Linked DNA regions of Homo sapiens: all the other regions are linked to region 1. The links are chromatin loops, found by intact Hi-C in ENCODE. Cell type or tissue: HCT116. All regions are shown on one strand.

What was found. Peaks named below come from ENCODE experiments on the same cell type or tissue, not always from the same donor. Only the 100,000 strongest peaks of a DNase experiment are listed, where the experiment ranks them.
Region 2: a loop joins it to region 1, with 2.5 times the contacts of the local background. A loop is called at or near these places in 8 of 110 quality-filtered maps.
Region 3: it touches region 1 in a loop (2.5-fold over the local background); 62 of 110 quality-filtered maps call a loop at or near these places.
Region 4: it touches region 1 in a loop (4-fold over the local background); 2 of 110 quality-filtered maps call a loop at or near these places.
Region 5: it touches region 1 in a loop (8-fold over the local background); 2 of 110 quality-filtered maps call a loop at or near these places.
Region 6: a loop joins it to region 1, with 4 times the contacts of the local background. A loop is called at or near these places in 2 of 110 quality-filtered maps.

The regions. Positions count from the first base shown.
Region 1 is chr12:59,112,021-59,117,020 of GRCh38, forward strand. It overlaps LRIG3-DT (LRIG3 divergent transcript), which reads left to right. Exons shown (of 6, transcript NR_183518.1): 4 at 1,470-1,588. Among named protein-coding and RNA genes, the nearest start is that of LRIG3-DT, 190 kb to the left of the region's middle. RefSeq lists an enhancer at 1,993-2,252. In HCT116, a CTCF peak has its summit at 1,936 (motif pointing right); a DNase peak (open chromatin) is centred at 1,941; H3K27ac peaks cover 418 bases.
Region 2 is chr12:59,370,992-59,375,991 of GRCh38, forward strand. No RefSeq gene overlaps it. Among named protein-coding and RNA genes, the nearest start is that of LINC02448, 150 kb to the right of the region's middle. In HCT116, a CTCF peak has its summit at 2,188 (motif pointing left); a DNase peak (open chromatin) is centred at 2,160.
Region 3 is chr12:59,162,673-59,167,672 of GRCh38, forward strand. No RefSeq gene overlaps it. Among named protein-coding and RNA genes, the nearest start is that of LRIG3-DT, 240 kb to the left of the region's middle. In HCT116, a CTCF peak has its summit at 2,627 (motif pointing left); a DNase peak (open chromatin) is centred at 2,659.
Region 4 is chr12:59,805,983-59,810,982 of GRCh38, forward strand. No RefSeq gene overlaps it. Among named protein-coding and RNA genes, the nearest start is that of SLC16A7, 210 kb to the left of the region's middle. In HCT116, a CTCF peak has its summit at 2,527 (motif pointing left); a DNase peak (open chromatin) is centred at 2,539.
Region 5 is chr12:59,400,957-59,405,956 of GRCh38, forward strand. No RefSeq gene overlaps it. Among named protein-coding and RNA genes, the nearest start is that of LINC02448, 120 kb to the right of the region's middle. In HCT116, a CTCF peak has its summit at 2,506 (motif pointing right); a DNase peak (open chromatin) is centred at 2,515; H3K4me3 peaks cover 392 bases.
Region 6 is chr12:59,832,355-59,837,354 of GRCh38, forward strand. No RefSeq gene overlaps it. Among named protein-coding and RNA genes, the nearest start is that of SLC16A7, 240 kb to the left of the region's middle. In HCT116, CTCF peaks have their summits at 2,849 (motif pointing left) and 3,069; a DNase peak (open chromatin) is centred at 2,807.

The sequences.
Region 1 (5,000 bases):
TAGTGTGAAGAGGTGGAGCTTTTAGGAAATGATGAGGTCATGAGGGGAGCCTTCATGGATGGGATTAGCTAGCTTGTAAAAGGGCTGGAGGGAACGAGCTATGTTCTTTTTTGTCCTTCCAGCTTCAGCTGTGGGAACATAGCGTTCAAGGTGCCATCTTAGAAGCAGAAAGCAGGCCTCAATAGACACTAAACCTGCTAGCAACTTGTTCTTAGACTTCCATCCCCAGTACTGTGAGGCATACGTTTCTGTTCTTATTAACTGTCCAGTATCAGGTATTTTGTTATAACAGCACAAACAATGCACACACACAGACACATATATGCAGATAGAGAGATGTCTTTGATACAGTATCTTAGGCTCCCGGAATCCTACCATTGATGGACACTGGCTGCAAGAATGTTGTCAGCAACTTCAGTCCCAACCCCTCCTGGATATTCCGCTTAGGAGAATCATGTAATAGGACACCCAGCTAAAGAGCTCTGGAGAGTGAAGGGGATACCAAGCATAAGAAGAAAACCATCACAGTTATTTCCATTTTTAACCTGGAAGCAAAAAGGTTATTAAAGATAACATTTTTGTAAAATTTGAAATGGGCACTTTTTTTCCATGTTTATAATTTTATAAAACCAAATCAATCAATCAATTATCATATTGATAGAACTTAACATGAAGTCATGTTGATAAAATTAAATGTACAGTGCAAATATACATATTTCATTATAAGTGTCTTCCAAGCCTATTTGGATATCAGAGTCATCTGTGAAGACTGTTAAAGCTTAGATGCCTCAATTCCATATATCACTGCTACTTACTTTAGGCAAGTCACCTAAACTCTCTGTGCCTCAGTTACCTCATCTGTAAAATGGGGATAACAGCCCTATCTTCCTAACAGGAATGTTATGCTGATTAAATGAGTTAATGTATGTAAGGTCTTTTGAAAGTTCCTGGTACGTTAAAAAAGAAACACATGCCGACATGTAGTGATTGCTATTCTTATTCCCTGTGTAAGTTACTTGGATCTTTATTTCCAGGGATTTTGGTCTGGCTCTCACTATGGGTTTATTCCTAGAGGGAGCTCAGTTTTCCTAGCCAGGTACTGTGAATTTGGGGTTAAATGGAGAGAAAATGTTGTGCATGATGCTGTGGCTGTTGGGGCAGTACTTCTATTAGTATGTGTGTAGGGCAGCTGAGGGGCAAGACAAGGCATTCAGAGATCATACTTTGGAACTGGAAGCAGGTCATCCTGTACCCTAATAATTCCCAAATGGGATTTAGCTTTGTCATTTCCCCAAAGTGTTCCATGGCCTACTGAAACATGTATTTTCTAAATGAAAATAGATTTGTTTATGCAACCATAAATATAACTTTGAATTTATTTCAAAGCATAGATTTGAAACCTTAAAATATGACAACAAAATGGGGAACTAATCTTGGACACAAATAAGCTTTGGCAAATATCGTGACAGGTCCCACTGAAGCTGAATGACTGTGCAGGTTGATACACTGGACATTTTCGGTGAAACCTGTGTGAACAGACAACTGGAGGGTCAGATGATTTATCCTCTCCCCAGTACCTTGGCACAAGGTAAAACTTCTCGATGTTTGATGCAACCTAGAAGGGGTTGGTTACAGTAAACAAATGAAGTTACCATTTCTTATGCGGAGAAAGGAGAGGGTTGAACAGAATGTGTACAATTTTAGAAAGTCCACCTGGAATTTTGGCCTGAGATACATGCTTTATTATGGAAGAATTTTTCTGGTATTATTAAGAATTTTTATGCATGGTGACAGTTATCAATTTATTGCCTTTCAGCTCCAAATCTACCCTTATATTACCTGTTCTGAAATAACAGACAAGACTCTTTGAAGTCTTTCCTCTGTAGTAAGCATGATGCTAAGTTTGTCAGTAGAGGGCGCTGGAGGGCCGTGGCAGGAGGAAGGAGTTTCCTTTCACGGTTCCAGTAAGTTGCAGGTTTTTTGCTTCTTGCTCTTTCTGCGTTGCTGCCAAACTGCACTGTCCCAGCCATGCACCCAGACTGTGCTGCCTGACTTCCTGCAAACTCAAGGCCCCATCTTAGCTCAGTAATCACCTCACTGTGGCCCCCCTGATGTGGATGCCAGGTGCCTAGGCCTCCTGTAGGCCTGCCAGGAAACTGCCTGCCAAAGCCCCACTGCCTCAGTGTGCCCTCCCGCCAAGCTCCCCCTGCTTGAGGAAGTGTGCTTCTTGTTTATACATCGACTATGAACCAGGTCTGGCCCAGGCAATGCAGCCAGTGGCTCCACCATCCAGTACGCTCCAAACACATCTTCTGGAATAGGTTTAAATCCCAGCCTCAGGAAGACGGCCCCCTTGCCAAGTTATTCCTTTCTTGGGTCCCAGGGAATTCTTTGGAACAGGGGTCCTCAATACCATCTGTTAGATTTTGTAAATAAAGACTTACTGGAATACAGGCATGCACACTGATTTATAATTTGTCTCTGGCTGCTTCGATGCTGTAATGGCAGAAACAAATAGTTGCAACAGAGACCCAATTGTCCAGAAAGCGTATGCTCCGTACTATCGGACTCTTTACAGAAAAAAATTTGCTGACCTCTATTTGAGAGTTGTCTTTTCTCTCTTTATAGTCACTTCATAGTTATAGTTAATCATTATTTTTTGACCAGGCGTGGTGGCTCATTCCTGTAATCTCCCAGCACTTTAGGAGGCCAAGACAGGTGGATTGCTTAAGTCCAGGAGTTCAAGACCAGCCTGGGCAATGTGATGAAACCCCATTGCTACAGAAAGTACCAAAAATTAGCCAGGCATGGTGGTGTGCAGCTGTGGTCCCAGCTACTTGGAAGGCTGATGTGGGAGGATGCCGTGGGACCTTGAGCCTGCAGTGAGCCATGATTGTGCCACTGCACTCCAACCTGGGTGACAGAGTGAGACCCTGTCTCAAAAAAAAAAAAAAATTATCATTATAACTTATATTAAAATTTCCCAGTTCAAATTACTATGTTGTTTCTGTCTCCTGGTTAGACCTCATTGATAAATGCAATATATACTGTAATCTGATAGATTACATCCCATAGAATGGTGCCATTTTAATTTGAGAAGGAAGCAGCTACTATTTTACCTCTGGCCAATAAAAATCCTCCAGGCAAGGAAATACTCTGAGTCTGGCTACTGCCTACAAAGTGGGAAAGGGAAAAAAATAGAACAATCCTTTAGCATACAAGTTAATTATATCGATAAATTATTTCACCACATCTATACTTTATTCATTTTGTTGCACTTGGAAGCAATCCAGATGCCTACCACGTGGTAAGAATTTAGTAAATGATTTTGAATGAGTGAATTAATGAGTCTATGAATGAATATAAGGAGAACTGAAAACAAACTATAGGCAGCATTTTCCTTTCAATGCAAAGAAATGACAAATAATAAAATGTAGATAAGCTCTGGGTAATTTTTTCCTCAAATATTTACTCTGATTGTATGAAAATTATGGAAAATATATAAAGAGATGTGTCTGTGAATACATTATCTTTAAGCTATATATGCAAATGAAGTGGAAAACACAAGAAAAATAATTTTCTCCTGAAACATTCTGATAATTGAATCAAGCATTGCATTTTTGGTTTGAATTAGCTGAGCTGAACTGGTGATTCATTTCACTTCGCGTGTGAGGCCACAGCCATAGAGAGGTTCATACTGGGTTCACTTCAATAAACAGCTGCGGACTGGGGTCAATTTTTATTTTATTTAGCATTATTCATTCATTCAGATTCCATATTCAGCTAATTACTTGCAGGAACAGTACTCATTAAGAAAAATAACTCATTTACATGGAAGAAGGCTACAGTTTGCCCTTTTGCTTTTATCTCCCTTCCTTCCCGTTGCATTTATTCTTCTTTCATTTTGAGTAACATAAAGCACAAAAATCAAATCAAGGCACTTTAAATTCTGATTTCTTGTTTCCCAAACATTCAAACCTTTTTATGGACAGAAATTAGCCTTTGCCAGGTAATTCAAATAAAGAGTTACATTCTATTTTAATCCTCTTTTCAAGTGAGCATTTTGCCATATTGCTCACATCTTCCTGTCTGCTCACAGACCACTTTGCAATGGTTTGCTCTGCCTTCCCTTTAGCTGATTGCGGGGCATTCAGTGGAAAGCCTCAGATGCTGGTGATATTTTCTCTACTGTTTACAAGAGCAGAAAAGAATTTCACACTTTTTTGAGCACTGCAGCTGTTTCAGCACCTTTAAATGCCACTTATAAGCCATTCTAAACAAACCAACCTGCCTACCAGAAAACCAAAATACCTGTTAGTACTTTTTTCTCTATGAAGGATGAAGAGTTTTCTTTAATGTTCCAAATAAATTCAAGGAATGCATTTTCATTCTAGGCCTTCATACAAAGACAGAAATATAGGTAGATCAACATTAAAAAGATAAAAGTAGTTCCCATTTTTATTAGCAGTAGGAATTTGAGAGATCGAGAAAGTAGTGATTATTCTCTAATAGCAATCTTAAAGAAAAGTATGTAATGCTAGTTAGCTTGTCGTTTTGTTTAACCTGACCTCTAGGTTAGTGGTTCTCAACCTTGTTTGCAAGTTGGAATGACATGGGGAGCTTGAAAAAGAAAAAAGTGGAATGCCTGTATCCACCCCCAGAGGTTGGGAATAAACTGGTCTAGGCTGTGGCTGATGTTTGGAAGTTTGAAAAGCTCCTCAAGTAATTGTAATGTACAGACAAGTTTGGGAACCAGTGCCCTGGATTGACCTTGGGTCCAAGGTCTTGTGTCATGGCTGTCCAACAGAACTTTCTGAGATTATGGAGGTAGTAACTGCAGTGAGAGCTACTACCCCTGGAACAGAAGAGACAAAGGGAAGAGAGTGGTGTTTTTGATATAAGAGCTAAGAAGAAAGTACTTAGGCAGATAGTGAGGGCATGGGAATCCTCCGTAAGGTCTTCCTTTTAATGAAAAGCAGCCCCAAAATCATTTTCTTTTC
Region 2 (5,000 bases), 260 kb after region 1:
TTTTAATTACCAATTTCACACATAGATAGACAATTGATGAAAAGTAGAGACAATGTCTTTGAATAAAGACAGATGAAAACTTTGTACTTAAGTAACTATGGGAATTACTAATTGAGTCAGCAAATAAAAATTTGAGTCACCATTAGGATCGGATGAAATTTTTTTCTGTGCAGTTACTGATATGTGTGTACTTACTTATTGCTAAACACAGTTTCTTCAGAAGTTGGTCAACTACTTTAGAAAGAAAACTTGCATATTCTCAGGGAGCCTATGCTATAAAATCCAATTATAATTTTTCTCCCAACAAAATTTTAGATTTCCGAAAAAATACATTCATAAGAATTTTTTTAACCATATTTGTTGAAGCCTAAACTTCTGGAGTTTACAAATAGATTTTTGTTTCACCAAATGTCTTCCAAAAGCAATAATAGTATACAAAATGTAATTGCATACTCATGGAAAAGGGTCTGTGTTCAAAGTAATTTTGTAAACAAAGCCTAAACAAAGTTATACTACAGAACTTCTACTGCAGGACTTCTCCAAGCTTTTAAATTGATAACGTTTATTGTACATATCAAAAAGGGGATAACAGAGATAGTATTTTTCATACTTGTTTCACCTTGGAATCCTACTGGCCACATGCAGGCACGTGTGTGTGTGTGTGTGGCGGGGGATGTGTGTTGTTAGGCATCCATCACTGTGTTTCAAGATATCCTGTAAGACACAACTTAGGAAAATAAGAAAAAGTATCAAGATGAGTGTCTTTAGTTTATTCTCACAACTTTGGGGAAACCTGAGTTGATTAAATAATGATGAAATATGTAAAGTTTACTTAATGGGGTACATTTGTACATGGGTGTTTTATTGATTTAAATATTGCTATAAGCTGTGACTCTAAAATTTTTTATCAATGTTTAGTAATTTTTTCTTATTAAACTTATACAAGGCCTTAGTCTCATAAATTTAGAAAGCATTTGAGCCATGTTTATATATTAGTACATTTTTCCAGTGTTTGAAGGAAATGTCTTCTCTTTAGTATACTAGGATGTTTATTAAGCGATGGCTTCATGTAATACAAAGATTAATATAATTTGTAAAATTAAATATCTTGGTCATTTACTCCCATATTTCTGGCACTTGTAATGAAAGAAAATGCATAGTCCTTCCTTCCCCACAATACATCATTTGCTTGTCAAGAAGTATTTTTCACTATAAACAAATATTACTATAAACAAAATACCTTGAATTTATATTTAAGAAAATCTCTTTTAGCTCTCTTATTTATGAACTAGCCATCTACTTCTATTTAGCCATCTGTCGTCATATCTTTGGTGAAGGAACATCTTTCAATTTTCTGCAAAGGACTAAACCTACTGGAATCATGTTCCTTCTCTCCAGATAACTTTAGCGTTCTCCCTGGGATTGCAGAATTAGCTGGTCTGCCTTTGGTCTCTTCACCTGGGTGAACACATTTCATTAGTTTGTTAGAAAATGCTTCAATAAATTTAACTCTCCTTTTCCTTTTTTTTTTTTTTTTTTTTGAGACAGAGTCTTGCTCTGTTGCACAGGCTGGAGTGCAGTGGCGTGATCTCGGCTCACTGAAACTTCTGCCCCCCAGGTTTAAGCAATTCTCTGCCTCAGCCTCCAGAGTAGCTGGGATTACAGGTGCGTGCCACCTGTAAAAAATTTTTTGTATTTTTAGTAGAGGTGGGGTTTCACTATCTTGGCCAGGCTGGTCTTGAACTCCTGACCTCGTGATCCACCCACCTCAGCCTCCTGAACCACTGGGATTACAGGCGTGAGCCACTGTGTCCGGCCTCCTTTTCCTTTTTAACTTCAGTGATTTGCTTAATACATTATTGAGACGTGATCAACTATAGCATCACTAGGGAAGAGTTAAGAATCAGGCTATTTTTCACCAGGAGGCCTGGATTGAAAACTCTTCACTATTATAAGCTCTGTGACTTTGATTGTAAACCAAATAATAACTCCTGGTTTGGTTTTCTCTTTTGTAAAATTGGAATCATATTTATGCGGTAGGACTATTTGGAGCTTGTCAGTGTGTAGATGCCTGAATAAGAATGATGGGGTATTTCCAGAAAGTGACTGGCTCAGGGTGAACCAAGCCGAACTCTTCTCCGGGGGAGGTTTATGCAGGGGAAGCAGTGGTGAGAGCACCACCTACTGGGGTAGAGCCATGAAATATACTATGTCTAAAGGGAGAGTTTTTATTGTAAAAAACAAAAAAGGTTGTGTTATAGACAATTCCAGTCTACAATATAATAGAATGAGATAGGCACTTGCTCTTTCTTATTCTTTCTTGGTCTCACTGCTTTCTCTCCTGTTTCTTCTTGTCAAGCCTCCCTCTGTCTGACTCTAACCTCCTTATCCCTCTCTTTTTACCATAGTACTTTCTCATTATGTTACTACGACTTTGCCAGTGTATTAAGATATTATTTATTAAAATATTGTGTATTCCATGTTCCCCATCCTAGGTGAGCTCATATGGCAGCCTCCAAAGGTAAATACTAGGAAGACTGAACCATAGTGGTAAAGACAAGAAGATAGTTACCAAAGAGTGACCAAAATTATGTTCTGTGGATATACTTGTGACATCCATAGAGTCAGGATGGAACAGGCTTGTCTAAGGTATGGAGTGAAAGGGGACACAAAGAAAAAGCAGAATGTGCTGTCCTAATGTGTTAAGATAAAGTTTATAAGTCAGAGAGTCCGATACATACTCATTGAAATGCATTTAACAAATGCTCATTGTGTACCTACTGTATGCTGCACATTGCTCTAGGTGTTAATTTCACAGTGAGATACTGTCTCTTTTTTCTTGGAATGTGTTCTTTAATGAGGGATAAAGACAATAATCACACAAATGTAACAAATGTAAAAATGTAATTTGCAACTGAGATGAACAAAGAGATTTAAGTGATATAATGAGACCCCATAATACAAAAACTGACCTAGTCAAAGAGAAAAAAGTTTTGTTTAAACTGAAATCTGTAGGGTAAGCAAGAATGAACTAGATAAAGAGGAGAGATGTACATTACAGGCAGATTAACAGCAGATGCAAAGGCTCTCCATTTCTCACATTTGAATTTGAAGAGCCACTAAAATGCCTAAGGCAAGATGTCAAGTAGAATTTATTATGTAGAGAGAAATAAAATAAAAATATATAATATGTAAAATATGTGTTAAAATATATGTTTTACATGCTGCCCATCCTAGGTGAGCTCACAAAATATATGTTTTACATGCTGCCCATCCTAGGTGAGCTCACAAAATATATATTTTACATGCTGCCCATCCTAGGTGAGCTCACATGACAGACTCCAGAGGTAAATGCTAGTAAGACTGAACCATAGTGTTAAAGGCAAGAAAGCAGTTGCCGAAGAGTAACCAAAATTATGTTGTGTCAGTATGCTTGTAACATGCTTGTGTCTGTGTGTGTGTGTGTGTATATATATGGATATATATATATTTGGAGATATATATATATATGGATATATATATATATATGGACTTTCAAGAAAAAAATAAAAAGTATCAGATTGAAACTTCCTCATTTTCTTTACTTAAAACATTTCAACCTACCCACATCTTCACATGTCCTTTTTAATTTTATACTATCCATTAGAGAACTAACATCTCGTTTTCTCCCTAAGGTGGCTTCTGCCACCTCTGCTGTGGGCTCTATTCCCTCTCACCTTTGGAGGTCATAAATAATAAATTTTTCTATTATTTAAACTTTTTCTCAATGTGCCATTCCCATTGTTTCTTAAATTGCTCAATCTTTACATTAAAAGAATAACAACTTATTAAAAAAGAACCTTACTTAGGGGATTTGAGGAGCTTCCAGGTTGGTGAGTACATCAAGCTTCTGGGAGAGTCCTGCCCAGAGAGGGCAAGGAAGCTCTCAACACCCCATTCTGATACTTTTTATTTTTTTCATTAAAATAGAAGTCAAGATGACGTCATGAGAGTAAGCAAGTTAAGGTTATTATAATGTTTGAAAAAATAGTAGAAAAGGTTTGAGATAATAGTAGAGAATGTAAGAGAGAGTTAGAGAATCAGAGAAATGTGGCCATCATGAGGGCCCATTTGAAGTTGTTACTTCTCAATTTACAGTGGAATTCATATATTGTCTAATATGATATTTTTCAGGGTTCTTAGGATAATCAGTGCAAGCTTAGAGGAAACAGATGGTTAGGTTCATTAGAGTAAGGGTTTGGGCAGATGTGTTCAATTAAAAATTAAGAAGAAAGGATTAAGTTTTGCAAAAGGTTGCTGAAATGATGAACTTTAAAATCTAAAGAGGATAAGAAGTGAAGGGACCACCAAAACAGGTGGTCCCTATTTCTTGAAGAACAAAATGTGAATAAGCAAGTTGAAAAGAGAGGAGGTAGTATCTTATATTTTATTTTCAGTTTTATAGTTGTTGCATGTGTTGACAAGAGCCAAAGTATGATGGCGAGAGTAGCTAAATTAGAGGAAGAGAAAATTATCCAAGGTGAATAATTTGAAGACCTGGGAGGTCACTGGAGCAGACATGCCATTCATGGGGACACTTAAGTCACCAGGGCAATAGCTAGATGTCAGATACAGAGGATTTCAGAGGAATTCTGTAAGCCAGGCCATGAAATCCCTAACAAATGAAAGGGAACCACATAAAAATTGGTGAAGATAGTAACACTTATCAATGTAAATGTTGAAAGCAAAGAGAGTACTATAGCTGGGTACTATAAATCTCAAAAAGACTTAATTTTCTTAAAAAGATAGAGAAATTATGATTCAGCAGAAGCATCGACAATAGGAGGAGGGGCAAAGATTGCACAACTCATCCCCGAGATTAGTAAGGAATGAGAACATCCGCAATTTGAGAAGACTCCAGAGAAAATGGGATATGGCGCATAGAACCAGTTTCACTTAAGTCAAAAAAGCTGAAGGAGCATCTTAAAGACATATAGAAATCTTCTAGGAGATATTGCATT
Region 3 (5,000 bases), 51 kb after region 1:
CCTGCCTCAGCCTCCTGAGCAGCTGGGACTACAGGCACCTGCCACCACGCACGGCTAATTTTTTGTATTTTTAGTAGAGATGGGGTTTTACCGTGTTAGCCAGGATGGTCTCGATCTCCTGACCTCAAGATCCACCCGCCTCGGCCTCCCAAAGTGCTGGGATTACAGGCGTGAGCCACCACGCCTGGCCCAGAAAAATTATTTTCATGTTCACATATTTGCCATTGCTTAAGACATTTATGTTAACAAATCTAAAACTTAACTGTTTCAACTCTGTGTAGCCCACAACCAAAAAAAGATGAATACAATTGGAACTAATTGTATAACTATCTCAGAAACTTTGGTACGTGAAGACTGGAATCCAGAAGAGAGATTTACACTAATCATCTCCATACAAATGGCAATCAAAGCCATTGATCTGAATAATATTAATAATATTAATAGTAGATGTTCCATGAATGTGTTACAGCTAAATCTTATAATATTTCCCAGATACTCAATATGTGTGTCGTAATATGCTTAAGCTATTCCCTTCAAATGTTATTGACTTCTTTATAGCAAAATTGATGTCAAGAGGTTAGTAATTTGGAGACAGATCAAGATGAAGAAACAAATAGCAGAAAGGTTGTTTTTCAGAACTAACACAGGGTCCAAATGAAGGAGTCAAGACTAGAAGTATGTAACAAAGGAGAGAATATTAAATAATGAGTCGTTTATGTATTAAAACAAACTGAACTAGAAGTTTTACTACAAGGATGAATTCCTTTCTGTACACTGGAAGCTAGAGTGATACTCATAGGAGACCATAGTTTTCTGTTTACAGAGGCTGAACAGGCATGAACTTAACTATGTGAAGATCGAACAGAGATGGCAATAATGAAAGATTTTTAATGTAATAATGATTAATACTAAAATCTAGAAAGGTAGTTTTTGAGGTTAAACTGGACAAGGTAATCATATTTAACAGAGAAAACTTGGTGAGAAATGAAATATAGTCTGAAGAGTAAGTGGTTCTTGGGTTTATAGTAATAATTTATTAATTTTATTTGAACATTTGGGAAGTAGCTTTAAAAATTCCTTTTTGTATTTCCAGAAATGTATATCTGAACTCCTGACTTACCACAGAATTTGGGCCCCTCTGACATTGTAGCATGCCCTGTGGTACTTGGCTATTGGGATATTTAATCCTTGACTACCTTATCTGCTCTCTTTTCTTCTCCCGGCAACCATGTGGAACCAGTTTGTGAGCAAAGAGTGGCTTAAGATGTAGTAAAATTGACATGAAACATGTATTTACTTGCTTCATGAAGTTTTTTTTTTTTAATCAGTTAAAGGGGTGTCTATAGAAAAAGTTAAGAGCTTAGGGCATTACTGTTATCAGAAAAAATTTGGAGTTAACATTAACAGAAATATTCAGTATTAGGAATGTTAGCTGTTGAAGTACGGAAATGAGTTCCTACATATTATGGGAAAAAATTTAGAAACTTTACATGGCATAAACCCAAAGGAAAGTAAAATTTGATTTAATATTCATTAATTTGCTCAATCATTAAATAAATGTTGCATGAATGCCTACCATATAGAAGTCTTATGCTGGACCTTGTGGGTAGAATAACAATGAGTAAAACATATCTCTCACCAGAGGGACCTCAGTGTTATGGTCTAGTGAACAATAATAATAAAAAAAACTAAGTACATGAAGAAAGGGATTTGTGTGATCAATGTGTTGGGAATTGAAGGCTGGTAGGCCATCTAACCACAATGGTTGAATTATTGATTTTTATCTTATCTTACTCCAGAAAGAATGTTTTAGAAATGAGATAGACAAAATGAAACAAACATGAAATCTGGGGTGTTAGGAACAAAAAACCAACCCTTATAAAGGTGGAAATACTTATGCACCTCCCCTTCTGAAAGATAAACTACAACCCAACCAAGTTTGAAGTAGGAACAGTAAGAAAGAAAAAATGAGTAGAATGTTGATTTCTTTCAGACAGAAAAAAGTAACCAATTGTATATATTTCAAATATTGTTAAAGTTACTCAGTAAGGCTTTGAAAAATTAAATATCATCTCTCAGTGTGAGATGATATCCATAAATGTGCTTTAAACTCTTCAAAAGGCAGTATGTGGCACTCACTGTTTGCTATTTTTTATCTCTTTATACATTTTTATTTTGCTGTATTGTCATGTCTCCATGACATTAAAAATGGATAATGAAAAGAGATGAAAAGCTTAAATCACTGTTATTTTCTTACAGCTTCAGGAGAGATTTGATGAAAAAAATTATATTTTGGCATCATCTTGACTCTTGAACTTACTCCCAGATCAGCTACAAATTTGTCCTATGGCCTGAGGCACTGAAAACACGACAGAGCTCTGCAATAATTTCCAGTCAGACCAGACAACCTAGTTATTCCCTTTTCCCAGGTGTCCCGGTGACCTATATTATTGTCAACAACAAGGCATTACTTCAGCTTCAAGTCTTGCAAAATCTACTGGATTGGAAGACCAGATATTCATTTCACCATTTAGCTGAAAATGCACAGTACATTTTAGAATGATGGGGTTTGTTTAGCTCATCTATCCGTCCATCCTTACTTTTATTCTATTGGGTTCTTAATTCAAAAGAAAGACTGCCACCTACTGGATGTGTGATACGAAGAAGATATTAGCATTAAAATATACTCTCTCATTAAAGGTTGATTCAAAATAATTGCAGAAGAAAATATTCAAAAGAATGTCCAATTTTTACAGATAAGTATTGAACATATTTCCTTAAATGATTTTATTATCAGCAAATACTGAATAAAAATTATTTAACAATGTCCATCTAATTATTTAGAAATAAAATTCCTTCTTCCTGTTCTTATTTTAATACATTAAAAATTAATTTACCTTTTTTCCAGTAATAGGGAATAATTAAGTATTCTCTTATGTTGTCTGTATAAAAATAGAATAATGATCTTGACAATTTAATACTATTTTGTGATACAAAAACTCAGGTTATAGAAATACTAACAACTTTTATAACCTAGATTCTAGTAATTAAAAGCAGTCAAATTTGAAAAGGAGAAAGGTGCTCTCGTGGTTCAAATAGAACCAATGATTTTTATCAACCTAAAGTTAGCATTTAAAGTCTAAATGGTTGGTTCTCTAACTTGCTATATTATATTTCTTATGTCTCTATTATTATTTATTCTGTAGAGTACTAGTTAGCCTTAAGAAATAATTAGCCCCTTTGCCTTCAGATGCCCTAATATTTACGTCTATGGGGGTCTACACCCAAAGAACCCCATTTTATCTGTTTGACTAGCCACATTTCAAGTGCTCAGTAGCCACATATGTTAATGGATACTGTATTGGACAGCTGGATTTATAGAACATTTCCATCATTGCAGAAAATTCAGAGGGACAGTGCTGATAGACATAAATACTGCAATATTCACTCCATTTCCCTTGTATTACTCTTAAAAATGTGCCATAATGTTATCTTTAAGAGTCAGTACTCTAGATTCCGTCTGGATTTTTATCTCAGTGTGGCCACTTACTGGATGATTTTCAGTACAATCAAGAAAATAACTGGGGAGGAAAGCATGAGAGTAGTTGTAGTATTGAGGGGTAAATCAACAATTAGTAAGCAAATATATATAGAACACCTACTAATCATTGGCATGACTGGAGCAGAGTCCCTATTCTAAACAGTTTATGCTCTAGCCAGGAAAAAGAGAAAATAAGCATGTAACCAAGTAAAAAGAACAGTTTTAGGTGCTGTGCAATGATACAGATAAAATGATAATATTATAGAGACAAGAGGGCTGCTTTGTAGGTAGATTTATTAGCAAATGCTCTCTGAGTTATCAGTTGATTGATAAGAAAATGATAGAGGGTAAAAATCTTGGGGAGGAGTGTGTGAAGCAAATAAAGCAATAAGTATAAAAGCCCAACAGAGAAAAAACTTGACATGTTTAAGGTACAAAGTCCAAAGTGGCTAGAGATTAGTGAAAGGGATAAGAATAAGAGAGAGATAAAATCAGGGAAGTCAGCCTAGTAGTTTGTATTTTCTTTTGGTTGCAGTGAAAAGCTCTTGAAGAATTTTAAACAAAATAGTACTATGATCTAAAATATACTTTTAACAGTCACGAATAAAATGAATCATGATTCATGCATCTATTAATCAGGACAAACTGAATAGAAGTGACCCTTCATCTGCATTTTGAAAGCATTGCTGCTGCTTCATCATCATCCTTTATTTTGCACATTTCCAGGGTATGAGAAAGGAAGTTCTCCCTTATCGTTTTCAGTAATAAACTTTTTTTCCCAGGCCACTTAATGAACTTTCTGGGCAGGGATCTTGGTGTGAGGAGAGATTAGCGTGGAGGCTGGGGTGGTGAATTAAGGGTGGATAAGCAGACTGCATTTACAACTAAAGTGGATGTTAGATTTACTGGGAAGAAGTCATGAAAGTCAATTTGGATAAGTTGGAAATAGAAGAAAAAAAATACTGCATGTAAATTTTCTGCAAATAAATGAAATGCACTCAATTGATTTCTGATTCTATTGTACAAGTAATGTAAAAACTAAGGGTTTGATATTCTGTTTTAATAATATCAATTACGTATACCTGCATATGACTTTTGAAGCCCCAATAATGCAGCTGTAATGGGGACAATGCAAGCTCAAATCACTGGAGGATAATATTTTAACCCTGTTTGCATTGTTTAGTGAGACAATGAATTCAGTTGATTTCATTGTGACGTATCTTGTAAATCATTGAATTATTATCTTTAACAGGGTCAATGTATGGCTCCCATCTCCATTTTACAGCATCACTGCCCTAGATAACACCTGGGGAATATGGACTAATAATCTCCACATTATTGGCTCATAAGTAGAGTGACCCTGTTATATATGAGGCATTTAAAAGGAAGATGCACTTATGTGCAAGGAAAAAAAGAAAAATAAATTCTTAGCTTTTAGGTAGAAAACAGAATTACATTT
Region 4 (5,000 bases), 690 kb after region 1:
GTTTGGGAAAGTGCAAACGATGCAGTGCAGAGGGGCAAAGTGCTGTGCCAATTGAACGTGACCCTTCACTCATTAAATAAGGGGCCTTTTCTGAAGTCCATTTTGAGGAGCCCCCCACTGCCATCTCACTAGCCAGAACTGACTGGGTGACCATGTGACCACTCCTTAACCGTCCAGTGGTGATTCTTCCCTGAAGCTTCAGTAGACTCTGTCTTGCCTGAGCTCAAGGGCCTTTCATCTATTTCTAACAAGTTAGTAACAATAAGAGAAGGTCAGATAGGCTGGGCGTGATGGCTCATGCCTGTAATCCCAGCACTTTGGGAGGCCAAGGCGGGCAAATCACTTGAGGTCCAGAGTTCGAGACCAGCATGACCAACATGGTGAAACCCTGTCCCTACTAAAAATATAAAAATTAGCCAGATGTGGTTGTGGGTGCCTGTAATCCCAGCCACTTGGGAGGCTGAGGCAGGAGAATCACTTGAACTCAGGAGGCGGAGATTGCAGTGAGCTGAGATTGTGCCATTGCCCTCCAGCCTGGATGACAAGAGTGAAACTCTGTCTCAAAAAAACAAACAACAACAACAAAAAACTGAAAAACAAAAAACAAAAAGAAAAATAGAGAGAAGGTCAGATAAATATTAGGTGCCTGTCATGGTGTGGAACTTGACATAATAAGCTACAAATATTAGCTTAATATACACAAATGAATTTCACCTAATAGATAAAATTAGGTAAAAAAACATTATGTAATATAGCTTTCATCCACAAGGCTATTAAGTCAAAATAGAAAATATTTTTCTCATATATTTTCTCCTAGACAGAAAGGGAGAAAGAAAGTGTGTTTGTATGTTTGTGCAGGTGTTTTTAGGGACAGGGCCTGCTGGGCATGGGGGAGTTGCATCTTGTGTTCAGAGGTTTTCTGCACACCAATTTGGCCAAATTCACAAGTGGTAGTAGTAGGGTGGTATATATGACAAATGAATAAAAATATTAAAAGCACATAAACAGCTACATAAACCGTAAAACATATTACTTTATGCATTTGACAAATATATTTGAGTACTTATAATTGTAGAGATGTTCTAAATGCTAAGTTTACAGCAGTAAACAAAATAGTAAAACGTTTAGAACACATAATTTTCTAGTGGAGAAAACAATAAACAAAAAAATAAATCATTAAATATGTTAGATAATAAGTGCTAAGAAAGTAACAGTGCAGGGAAGGGGGATAAAGAGGTTACAATTTTAGATAGAATGGAAAATGCAAATTAGGTGATATTTGCATATAAAGATAAAGGAGGTGAAGAAACAAGCCATGAAGATTTCTGAAGAAGGAACATCCTGAGCAAAGAAAACACTAAGTGCAAAAGCTCTAAGTTAGGAGTATATCTGGCATGTTCAAGAAAGGGCAAAGTGTTCAGCAGTGTTCAGAGATAGAAAGGGAGAAAGCAGCAGATGAGATCTTAGAGGGAAATAGGGACCAATTTTAGAAACTTACTGATCAGATAAAGGACTTTGACTTGTACACTAAGAGAAAGTAGCATTGGTTACAATTATTTTTCATAAAGCTAGAAAACAAAAACAATACAAATGTCACAAATCAATCAACAGGGCTCTACCATCTCCATGTACATTGCCACACCCCACCTGTAGTCCCTGTTCTAATTCACATAGGTCTACAGTCTATTTTTTTATATCTAATCCCCTAGTTCTTTATATCCCATAAATATGCCATATCTAATCTTTCACTCAAATTTTCCTCATGACTATTTAACCTTCATGTTCTACCTAGATTCTTATCAAATTACCACCACTGTTCCAAATATTCAATGAATTTTTTGTTTTGTAAAGTAAAAAGATCAATATCAAGAGCATGGTATGAAAATTCCTCATTAGGTATCACTACTTAGCTTTCCAGACCTATTTCTTAATAAATCCTTTTATAATTTCTAAAATATAGACATATGTGTCTCCTTATTTTCATAAGTCTGCCCTTTTTTTGCCTCATGCTGTTTCATAAGCCTATAATGCTCTTTCCCATTTCTTGACCTGATGAACTCCTACTTACTAAGATTTGGTCCATGATTTTGAGTTATTGTTTTTTGCAATAAGATTTAAGATGGAAGCTTGACACTTAATTCTTCTAATAAATCTAATTGCACACATTCTAAATTTTGAATAAAATCATCATAGGCTCAGAAAGATAATCTACATTTGTATTTGAAATAGGGAAAATTACGTAAACACATCAGAAAACAAAATTTCTTCTTTATAAAGTGTAGAATGGCTATGTGCAAAATGCCTAGGGACTATTTGCTGTTTGCTCCTCATGAAATGTCCCCTGCTCCTCCTGCAAATTCCTATCTTATCATCCATTAACATAGAAATCAAGCTCAAGTATTTTCATCCTCTGTTAGCAAATAATCTTCCTCTTCTTGCTAATAATCTCCCTAGATTTTGTCCTTTGTCTAATCACTAAATTCTAAATTTACTATGCTACTCTGACCAAAGAGTTGCTTGTATTCGGCCCTCTAGTGGATGAGACGTGTAATTTTTATGGTAAGGTGCAGAGACCCAGTGGGGAAGTGCGTAATCAGAGCACTTAATTATAAGACACAGGGAGCAGCTCTTGCTTAATGTATCTTTATTTCCTTCAAAAATATACTATAACTTTCTTAACAGCAAGCATCATGCTTTCATCCTTAAAAAAATTATCAATAAAGTGCTGAGCATGCACTAGATGACTGTGCATCCATACTGATTATCTTTGAGAATTTACTGAAGTCTCAACTTAGGTTACAGTGTGGAATATTGACAGTAAAATTATATAGGATTATGCTTCATTTAACTAGTAATATGAATTAGATAAACATCTATAAAACATTAAAAAATCAACTCCAGGTGTAGTTTATAAGTACACACTCTTCCATTTCTGACAAAAAATGCACCCAAGTTAGATAAGTAAAAGAAATTTCTTCCTCAGAAGTGACTTGACGTGCCACTTGATTCAAGGATCTCAACTTAAGTCTTTAGGACTGAGTCTATTTCCATTGCTCAGTATCAATTTCCTCTATACAGGTTACATTCTAAGACTTCTTATAGTTTCAAAATGTTTGTCAATTGTTCCAGGCTTACATATATGATCATAGCTTCAAGTCTAGCAAAACAGAGAGCATTTTGTCCTAGTGGCTCCTCACAAGCCCCAGAATTCTGCTTCAATATAGTTGGCCAAATACTCATCATTCAACCAATCCCTGTGTCTAAGGAAGTTCCGGGCTTTCCTTGGCCAGGTTAAATCTCAAATGCAGAGATTTAGCCTGTGACAAAGACCCTCCTGAACCTTGTGATCTGAGTGTGGATGGAGGATATTTTCCTGAAGGAAATTTGAGATTTTATGCCAGAGAGGAAGAGCTGCTAGGTTGAGAGGCAAAATGGCTGCTATATATTGAAAAAAAAAATGACATTAAGTTACTACGTTTCTATTGATTATATTTCTTCATTTCCAATTTGCTTTAATTGAGATAACTTATGTCTCATAGATTCAAATTAAAAATATAATTGTCATTATCATCATATCAAGCTTCTTGACTTCTATGTGAAAGGCACTATATTAAAATTATGTTTGCTCATTACCCTAAGTTGAGATGAATATAATCATTTCCTATTTTAAAGAATAAATATAAAGAACAACTAAATAAATATAAAGCATAATTATATTCACTATCACCAAGTTAAACTTTTGTTATTATATTTTACTTTTCAAGTTAATTATAAGAAAATCTATTTAAAGCAGTTTTTCCCATTTTCCACTTCACAGAATTTTCCTTATAAATTTTGTTTACATAACTTTTATGTTAAAATTAAAAAGCCAATCTTAAGCTTGGTGTTGTTAATTTGATATAATATTAGCTTGAAGTTCTAGCAAATGAAAATTAAATTGAAAACTTGATTATATGATACTAATCATTTGAATACTATTTTAAGAAAAATATATGTCAAGTTGTATATTTATATTAGGAAAACAGTGTAATCACACATATTTCTCCAAAGTTCTATTATCTCACAGGTTTTTTATATAACATATTAGCTAAAGAATACTTTTTAAAAAACTAATATGAGAAAAAAGAAGTCCAAATATATCACTAATAAAAGCATAATAGATGCAGTCATCCTCACACTGACACACACACAGTCATGCACCACATGATGACATTTTGGTTAACAACGGATTGCATATATGATGGTGGTCCTATAAGATTATAATGGAACTGGTCTATATAGGAATACCACTTTTTAAAATCTTTCATGCCATATTTTTACTGTACCTTTTCTATGTTTAGATATGTTTAGATACACAAAAGCCATTGTGCTATAATTGCCTACAGTGTTCAATACAGTAACATTCTGTACAATTTTGTAGCCTAGGAGCAATAGGCTATCCGTATAGCCTAGATGTGTAGTAGGTTATACTATCAAGGTATGTGTAAGTACACTCTATGATGTTCATACAGTGACGAAGTTGCCTAATGACACATTTCTCAGAACATATTTCCATTGCTAAGTGACACATAACTGTATTATAATAAGCTGGGATTCTTAGCAATTGTATTGACCATTACAATTGTAAATGGTTGGGACTCAGTTCAATCCATCTTAAGCAAATACACAAACACATACACACACACACACACACACACACACACACGTATATATACAAGATATTAGCGTACTTCACAGAATTGAAGGAAGAATTTTAAGCCTCAGGGCATCTCTGGAATATTGAAACTTGGCACTCTCAGGATAGTCTGCTGTCTGTTATCTCTGCTTTTCTCTGTATGCAGGCTTATTCTTTCTGTCTGTGTGACAGGTAAATATATTCTGGGCCTATATTCCTGCAACTCTATATCCATAGAAGAAAGAGATATTCACCATCCTCTAAACATGCACGTGTACATAATAACTCCAACTCTAACACATACACATGTTCTAGTTAAAAAGCC
Region 5 (5,000 bases), 290 kb after region 1:
CTAGTTTTAGTTGAAACCACAATTTCTTAACACCCTGTTTACAATGCACACAGATAAGCTTCTGGCAATTTACCTAGCTCTCATCCTCCAAAAACTCGAAAGATAAATTTTGTTCAACATATCATTACTTTAAAATTTATTTTGAGATGCAAATAAAATGACTAAATTTATGGTGAAAAAGTTTTTTTGTGACTTCAAAAGAAGCATATGATGGGAAACTATTATCTGATTTATATACAACTATTACTTCTTTCATATTTTTACATTTAAAAGTCTGCCATTATTAGCAGTTAGGGAAATTATTTTGTGATGTATGTATATCTGTATATGACTTAACACTGGATCAAGTTTAAATTGGAAACATAAAAAATAATGAACATTTCTGCATCCATGGCTTTTGTTTTCATCATTAGATATAATGCACAAAGTGTGGGAAGATTTTTGCCAGTGGAGGCAAAAACTAAGCACAGCTAAAGAAACACCTAAATTCCATATTGCCAATGGCAATTGACATCTTTCATCACTCTTTTCTACATTCCTCTTTACAGCTAAGGTTCTGGATGAAATCTAGGTTTTGCCAGGGACAGGTACTCATGGAATATTTGGTAAACAGAAAGAAGGTTTCAGGGAGTAGAGGTGGATTACCAAGAATGATTAAGGAAGGTTTATTTACGATTATGACATTTTATACACAGACATTAACAAAACCTAAGATAAGAGCAGTGAATCCACAAAGAACAGAAAATACAAATTTTCTGAGGTTTTCCAAGGTTATCCTGAGACAGAAAAAAAGGACAGAATGATTAGAGCATAATGAATGGTCATTTGAGGAGTGTATTGAGATAAGGTTGGAGGAATGGTAAGTGGTCAGATCATGCGAAGTCATTGTGGTATAAAACGTAAATTGGCTCATTCAACACCTACTTCAACCTTCTCTAATTTTATTTTCTGTATAATAATGCTAGTGAAAATAAAAATTTCTCAGACTCTTTTTCAACTGGGTTGCTATATGTGACATAAGTTCTACCAAGTAGGTGTGAGTCAGAAATGAGTGACTTGAGGTGGCACCACACACTAGAAGAATGTATCTTCCGGCACATAGAACAGTAGGAGGCATTTGTTTGCTTGGGGCTACTTTAACAGCATTTTTTGCATCCGTTCTCTACTGACTGAATCCTGTGGCATAGCAGGGCATTTTCCCTGGCTCATTTTCCCTGGTTCTGGTTGCACAATATTCAGGGCTAGGTCCTTGACTCTTCTGTATTGTATATTGGAATGATTCTTTTTATTCAACCACCTAAAGTGGATTATGTTGTCTAAAAAAAAACCAAATACATGATACTACTTCTGGAGTTGTGCAGTAAGCAGCTCAACAAGCCCTCTACCGAAAAAGCATTGAAAAAAGAAGGAAAAAGAAAAGGCAAAAATTGACAAAACAGGAATGAAAGAGGGATCATCGCTACTGACCCTGCAGAAATGAAAAGAATTATAAGGAAATACTATAAACAACTTTATTTTAGTAGACAACTTCAATGAAATGAGTAAATTCCTAGAAAAACACAATGATCAAAACTGACTCAAGAAGAAAGTGAAAATGAGTAGATCCATAACAAAAAAGATATTAAATAAGTAATTAAAAATCTCCCCACAAAGAAAATCTAGGCCTACATACCTTTGTTGGTGAATTCTGTCAGATATTTGCAGAAGATATATCAAACCTTCACAAACTCTTCCTGAAAATGCTGGAGAAAGGATTATTTTTCAGTTCATTTGATGAGGGAAGTTTTTACCGAAACTGCAACGAAATCTGAAAAAATAGTTGATTCAAATAATTTCTCTTTGAGTATGTCCTTAGGGAGTCCCTAAGTTGGTGATAATGGGGGCATTAGAGATGGGGTGTTCTGATGACTATTTTTCTCATTGTCTTACTTCTCCTTTGATTGTTATTATTCTATGGTTCACAATATACAATAGCTGACTGGGTCTCTGTGTGAAGTGTTCTTCATGTCTTCTGAACCATCAAACTTCATGATACCCAACAGATTATTTGAACTCCTCTAGATCCATCACACTCCACTGCTGTTTCTCTCTCTTTCCCTCCCTCCCTCTCTTCCTCCCTGAAGTTCCTTTAAATTCATTTTATTTTGTATATATCTAGTTGCTTTAGAAAAGATTCCCACAGCAGCATTATGAAGTCTTTGTACACGGGCCTTCTTTCCAAAGTGCTGACTGACCTTTCTGCTTTTGCTGACGTTGTCAGTCAGGATTCCTTGACCACATTTATCTCGGGGGGCCAAGTGATTTTCTTCCCAGCCAGCTTGGATTCCTTTCACTGCATATCTCAGTCAATGGATCTGTACATGACAGAAAGCAATGCTATGACCACAGCCTGTTTTTTTACACTACTTTTAGGGCCTAAGTGCATTAAGCAATGTGGAAGGGCATTTGTTTCTCCCAGTTCATTCCTGACAGTTGGACATCTCTTGAGGCAGCACCTCAACGATCTCTAGAGGGCAGTGTTGCTTAATTCCAAATGCCGAACTGATCATCGTGGGTCTCTGAATGCAAAACACTGGTGCAATAATTAAAATACAATTTCTCAGAAGTTTCCTTGGAAATGGAAATGACACAATGTTTTAAATGTGTGCTTGAAAACATTTTTATGAAAAAAATCTTTTAAACATAAATAAGGATAAATAAAACTAATGAGGTTAGTTTTCTCTCTTGCCAATTTGGTTACATCATCTCTCAGGCTCTCCTCACAAAATCAAGCTCTCTCCCAATGATTCCCACAGACCCTCACTCTCCTCCTCCCCTGTCAGGGTAACAGGCATTTATCCTTCATGTTTCATAACTCTGTGAGGGAGCCTCAAGACCTCTTCTCTGACTGTCCTTCATCTACCCCAACTAATGATGAATAAATTCTCATGGAAAACCAGGGACATTAAAGTGAAAGCAGTGCTCCTGGGAATGAGAAAAAGGGAAAAAAGAGGACATTTTAATAAATTTTTGATTATGCTCTTATACATTTCAGGAAATGAATTGGAAACACTTGAGACTAATGCTTGAGACTAATGCTTGAGACTAAGGTCAAAAATAGATGAGCTTATTGTGTCCTTCTGGGGCCACAAAAGCCAATCAACTCATTAGCTAAAAAATGTTTTATGTGGTTTCTAAATATAAATATAAAGAAGGCTTTTGTGTACTTTGGAAAGTACTCTTGAACAGGAAAAATTCTTGAGTGTAAAAGAAATCTATTTTCATTCTTGTTAATATTTGTTATTTTAAAATATTATCATAGTTGTACCTTATGATGCAATAAAATCATATTCTAATTCTAGAACCTACAATAGTGAATTGTACTGTTCTTTACACATATCAGTTCTTTTAATAAATATTTGTTCAACTGAGTTGACCAAGATTTCATTGCTCAATAAATGTAATTATTGCATAAAATTTGGATTTACTTCAAAAAAAGAAACAATTGCTTGTATCATTATTTGAATGAAGCAAGCATGAGCTCTGAAAAACAAATGTCTGTAAGTCCAAATATCAGGATCAAATTCACTAAGTAATTGCTCAAGTTGCCAATTTGCCCAAAAAATCATTGAGAAACACTTTAAATTGGCAAGTCCTTCAAAATGGCTTTATATCAACAAGTCATTTTTTCTTTTTCTGGAGAAAATATCTGTCTAAAATAAATCTTATATATACTGTGAGAAAACTGCCGAAACTGGAACTAATTTTTATGTCTCTTTATAAAGTTAGCATAAACATACCTCACATTTAAGAAAACAAAACTTGTCGTGTATATTTTCTTCATAAACTTTTAGAAGTTCCAGTGTTTTTGAAGATTAAACAATGTTTTAATATGACAAAATCAGATGATTCTCTTCTTTTATTTCTGGTTTAATTCACCAACGTTTTTAGGCTTACTCTTTATTTTCACCTAAATGAACTACATATGCTACATATTATAATTTTTCATATGTGAAACTTACAATGATGTGTTTCACAACTGAAGAACAAGTCATATTAACCCAATTGGGGGCTGGGAATTTATATATTTATTCATATATCCATTGTTTGAGCCCAGATGTCTAAGTAAAATAAAAATAGACAAATGAATCTCTAAGCAAAACTTTTTATCTGGCAATATATAAAAAAGAGAATTGCAATTTTGGGCATACATACTGACCAGGGTGGTCTTTGGTATGCATGAAGAAGAAAGAGAAAATTAGACATTTTATTAGAAAGAAAAATGTTATGTATTGTTTTGAAATAAAACTCATCACCATCAATGTTTACAGGAGCTGGCAAGCTCTGACTGATAAGTGACAGTGGTACGTAAAACTAGTCTTAGAATTACTGTGGTTCATTTCTGCAGCTACTAGGTAAAACTACTCTTAAAGTTATAGCAGGTCATTTTGGCAGCTGGCTTGTGAGATAACTCCTGGGCAGGTGCTTTGTGCCCAACTATTTTTTTTTCCTGCTCTCTCAATACTAATTTAGTTGTGTATGACAAGACAACTCCAATTCATATAATCAATTTTTACACACATTTATTAAACAAATCTTATATGTGGGTTATTGTTTTAGCAACCAAGTACATAGTGATGAAAAATAAAAATTGCATACATAGAATTTTAAAACAAGATAACAATTGCTTTCCATTTTACTTTTACCTATAGAAGGCATTCAAGGGTTTCAGAAGGCAGAGAAATCACTTCCACTTTAAGACATTTTAAAAAATTTCCAAAGAAATGTTGAATTTGAGATAGGATTTACAAGAGTGGTAGGATTCTTTAGTTAACAACAGAAAAAGAGTATGTTGGTTGGGGTGACTAGAAGAAACTAAAGTGGAAATGGAACATAATAGTGATAAGAGCTTATTTGTTTAGTGCTTGCTATATGTCAGGTCGTTTATATACATTATGTCAAGAAATTCTTAAAATAATCTGAAATCCCCACTCTGTAAATGGGGAAAATCAAGCTCAGAG
Region 6 (5,000 bases), 720 kb after region 1:
AGCACTTTGATTAGGAGCCCTTCATTGTATTTACCATTTCTACTGTCCTTTAAACTTTATCCTGGCCGGGCACGGTGGCTCACACCAGCACGATGGGAGGCCAAGGCAGGCGGATCACAAGGTCAAGAGATTGAGACCATCCTGGCCAACATAGTGAAACCCCATCTCTACTAAAAACACAAAAAATAGCTGGGCATGGTGGTGAGTGCCTGTAGTCCTAGTTACTCAGGAGGCTGAGGCAGGAGAATCACTTGAACCCGGGAGGCAGAGGTTGCAGTGAGCCGAGATCACACTACTGCACTCCAGCCTGGTGACAGAGTAAGACTCCGTCAAAACAAACAAACAAACAAACAAACAAAAACACCTTATCCTCCAACATAGATAATGAGAGTATTTTGTAAGATGCGAAGACCATATATGCTTGGGAAGCTTACGCCGAAATACAATTATATAACCTGGGTCATTAGTTTGTGATAAAAATAACATTGTACTTATTTTAAATTTGAAGCTATTTTACCAAATTCTCCTCTCTCCTCTAGTGAGAATACCTTTCTTTCCTTCAAAGGATGCCTTTCCTCAAGATAATTGAAAGCATCCTAAGGGCAACCTCATTCCACAAGTCTAGTTTTGGTCCCTAGCCTTTCCACTGGAGAGGGAAGTTTGATTTATCCCCGTGGCAATGGAGGACTCTAAAACAGCTACTGGAGGCTGAGTGCCAGTGGGATACTCTGTGGTTGCTAAGCCTAAGGTGGGCATCACTGCTGACTCCTAGAGATTCTACAGAGAAACCTCTTCTTCATTCGCTAGAAGACATTGTTACTATCAGTAAGGTTAAAGGGATTGCCTGCCTCCCCACTGAAGTTAGATGACTCACATTAGTTACTTGAATTTAATTTGTCTATATTTCATGTGGATAAAGATCACAGTGCCATAGCTCTTTAGAGACACATATCTCTCAATATGAACATAGTCTTTCTCTCTTTCTCACCCTCTCTTACATGATTTTTTCATGATGTTTCCTAAATATCCCCCTTGTTAAAATAAAATAAGTCAGGCATAGTGGCTCATGCCTGAAATCCCAGCACTTTGGGAGGCCAAGGCATAAAGAAAACTTGAGCCCAGAAGTTTAAGACCAACGTAGGCAATATAGGGAGACACTATCTCTATAAAAAATTTTTTAAAAGCAGGCATGTGACACACACTTATAGTCCCAGCAACTCAGAAGGCTGAAGTGGGAGGATCACTTGAGCGTGGGAGTTCCAGGCTGCAGTGAGTCAAGATTGTACCACTGCACTCCAGCCTGGGTGACAGAGCAAGACTTTGTCTCAAAAAATAAATAAAATGAGCCAAATCAAAGGGTCCTATTTTTTTTTTTCAGAGTAAAAATAAGAGGTCTTCCAAGATCTGTGCATCCACAATCAATCGTTTTGAGTGACCTCATGTCCTGCTACCTTGTTCCCTCTATAACCTTCTCACTTCTCTCTGAGGATGCCAAACACCACCCATTTCTAGGCATTCCCACCCATATTTCTCTCTCCTAGAAACATACTTCCACCAGATATCTACTGTGTCTCCTGTCTTCACCTCCTTACCTCCTTTAAGCCACAATTCAAATGTCAGCTTTTCAAAGAGGCCTGCTCAGATTACACCATTTGGATTACAACTCCCAATGCCCACCTGTAGTCTCAGGTGTCTTTCCCTTGCTTTATTTTTTAAATTTATGCATTGTTTTTAGTCTGTTCTCACACTGCTATAAATAACTACCTGAGACTGAGTAATTTATGAAGAAAAGAGGTTTAATTGACTCACACTTCTGCAGGCTGTACAGCAGCATGGTTGGGAGGCCTCAGGAAACTTAAACCATGGTGGAAGGCAAAGGTGAAGCAAGCACATCTTATCATGGCAGAGCAAGGAAGGAACTGCCACACACTGTTAAACTATCAGACCTTGTGAGGGCTCACTCACTGTCATGAGAACAGCATGGAGGATACTGCCCCTGTGATCCAATCACCTCCCACCAGGTCCCCCCACCCCCACCATCTGGGGATTGCAATTCCGGATGAGACTTGGGTGGGGACACAGAGCCAAACCAATATTATGCATGCTATTTCATTCCATAATTAACATGTCCTTATACAAATAAGATTTCACACTATGTTTTTAAAAATTTTAATAAACTTTACTTTTAAAAATAGTTTTAGATTTACAGAAACATTGAGAAGATAGTTCAGGGAGTTCCCATATACCTATACTCCATACAACCCCACACAGTTTTCCCTATCAATATCTTACATTAGTTTGGTGTGTTTGTTACAATTTATGAGGCAATATTAATATATTAGGATTAACTGAAGCATACATTTTATTTAGATTCCCTTAGTTTTTACTAATGTCATTTTCCTTATCCAGCATCCCATGAAAGATACCACATTATATTGAGTTATCCTGTTTCCTTTGGCTTCTCTTGGCTATGACGATTTCTCATACTTGCCTTGTTTTTGATGACCTTAACAATTTTGAGGAATATTGGTTAGGTATCTTGTAGAATGCCCTTCTATTGGAATTGCTCTGAAGTTTTTCTTATGATTAAACCAGGGTTATGGGTTTTGGGGAGGAGGCTGACAGAGTGCCATCTTCACCATATCATATCAAGGGTATATACTACCAACATGATGAATCACTGTTATTAATCTTGATCTCCTGACTGAGGTAGCATTTGTTGGTTTTCTCCACTGTAAAATTTCTCTTTTCCTTTTCCCTCTTTTTATACTGTACCCTTTGAAGGAAGTTACTAGGCACAGCTCCCCCTTGTGGAATAAAAAGCTATGATTCATCCTTGAGGGTGTTACATCTACATAAATTGTTTAAAATTCTTTTGTATCAGAAATATCTTTATTCTCTCATTTATTTATTTCTCCTCACATTTATTTATGTCAGTGACAACTCAAGGATGTTTATTTTATACTTTGGGTTGTAATCCAATAATACTTCATTGCTCAAAATGTTCTCATTTTGGCCACTAGAGCTCTTTCAGTTGGTTCCTATGTCCTTTTGGAAAATCCCCAACATTGTGGGGTTTTGTTTCATTTTGCTTTGTTCTGTTCGAGCTTATTGTCTGCACAAGATGATCCAAGCTCCTTGTTCCTTTTATTGGAGAATGGAATTAGACACCAAAACCTAGGCAGTTGTTGCTACTAGGGTATTGATGCTTCTAGGCCCTCTTAGCTAACAGAGTATGAAATATATTTATGTATACTGTATTAGTCAGGGTTCTTCAGAACCAACAGGATACATACACATACATACATATACACATGTATATACAAGGAGATTTATTATAGAAATTGGTTCACATAGTTATAGAGGCTAAGATGTGCCACAGTCTGCCATCTCTAAACTGGAGAACAAGGAAAGTGGGTAGTGTGATTCAGCCCAAAGACCTGAGAACTGGGGCCCACAGGTGTAAAATCTGATCAAAATCTGAAAGCTCAAGAACCAGCAACAACAATGTCAGAGTGCAGAAGAAGATGAAAGTCTCAGCTCAAAAAACCCTTCCCCTGGCTTTTTTGTCTATTCAGGTCCTCACCCAACTGGATGATGTTCACCTACAATAGTGAGGGTGACGTTCTGTACTCAGTCTATGATTCAAATGGTAATCTCTTCTAGAAACACTCACAGACACACTCAGAAATAACATTTTACCTGCTCTCTGGACATTCCTTAGTCCAGTCAAGCTGACACATAAAATTAACCAGCACATGTAACCCATGTACATCTTATCTATACATATTTCTATATGTAACCATTTGTATCTATATTGCTAAGAATGAGATCATAGTGATATTTCAAACTTTAATCCATTACCACATGAACCATACTAGTCTCCTCTCCTTGCATGTCTGAAAATTCCCATTCCAGCAATGAGAACTTGGTTTCAATCACGTGTTATCTGTTTACTTACTTTTCAGTATACATGCAGAGTGATTTCAAAATTGTTCATCTGTGCCATTATGGGAAAAAAAATTATTAACTCAAGTGTAGCACTGAAGTATAGCTCCTTTTGCCTTGAGTCTTACAGTCCACTCATTTCCAAAACCTTTCTTCCATTCAATTGAGTTAATATCTTTGTAGCACAATTAGATTATTTTGTCACATTCTGCATTCTATCCTGAGATCCTCTTACCTGCTAAATGATTTTTTAAATTTGCATATATTAACATTCATTCTTTGTCCTGGAAATCTCTATGAGTTTTGACAAATGCATAGTTATATATTTACAATTACAATATAATACAAAATAATTTTTCCACTATAGGAGATCACCTGTCCTTTCTTTAGCCCTACCCTTTTCTCCTCCAGCCCCAGGAAATCACTGATATTATGACAGTCTCTATAGTTTTGCCTTTACCAGAGTGTCATATAAATGGAATCATGCAGTATGTAGTCCTTTCAGATGGGCTTTTTTTTCCAGTTAACAATACATATTTAAGGTTCATTTATGTATTTTTGTGGCTTCATAGCTAATTTATTTTTATTGTCAAATAATATTCCAATACATGGCTGTACCATAGTTTATCCGTTCTCCTATTGCAGGCCATTTTGAGTGCTTCTAGATTTTGGTGATTATGAAAAAAAAACTTAAAATCATTCATGTCCATGTTTTTCTGTAGACTTAGGTTTTAAATCAGTTGCATAAATGTCTAGGAAAAAATTACTGGATATATAGTAAGATTTGTTTAACTTTGAAAGAGATTGTCAAAATGTCTTCCAAAGTAGCAGTATGATTTTTCTTTCCCACCAGCAATAAATGACAATTTCTGTCACTCGATATCTTGGCCAGTATGTTGTATCGTCAGTTTTTTGGAATTTAGCCATTCTAATAGGCGTGTACTGGCATGTCATTATTATTTTAATTTGCAATTCCCTAATGGAAAATGATGTTGAGTATTCTTTTATATCCTTATTTTCCATCTGTTTATCTTTTTTAATGCAGTGCCTCT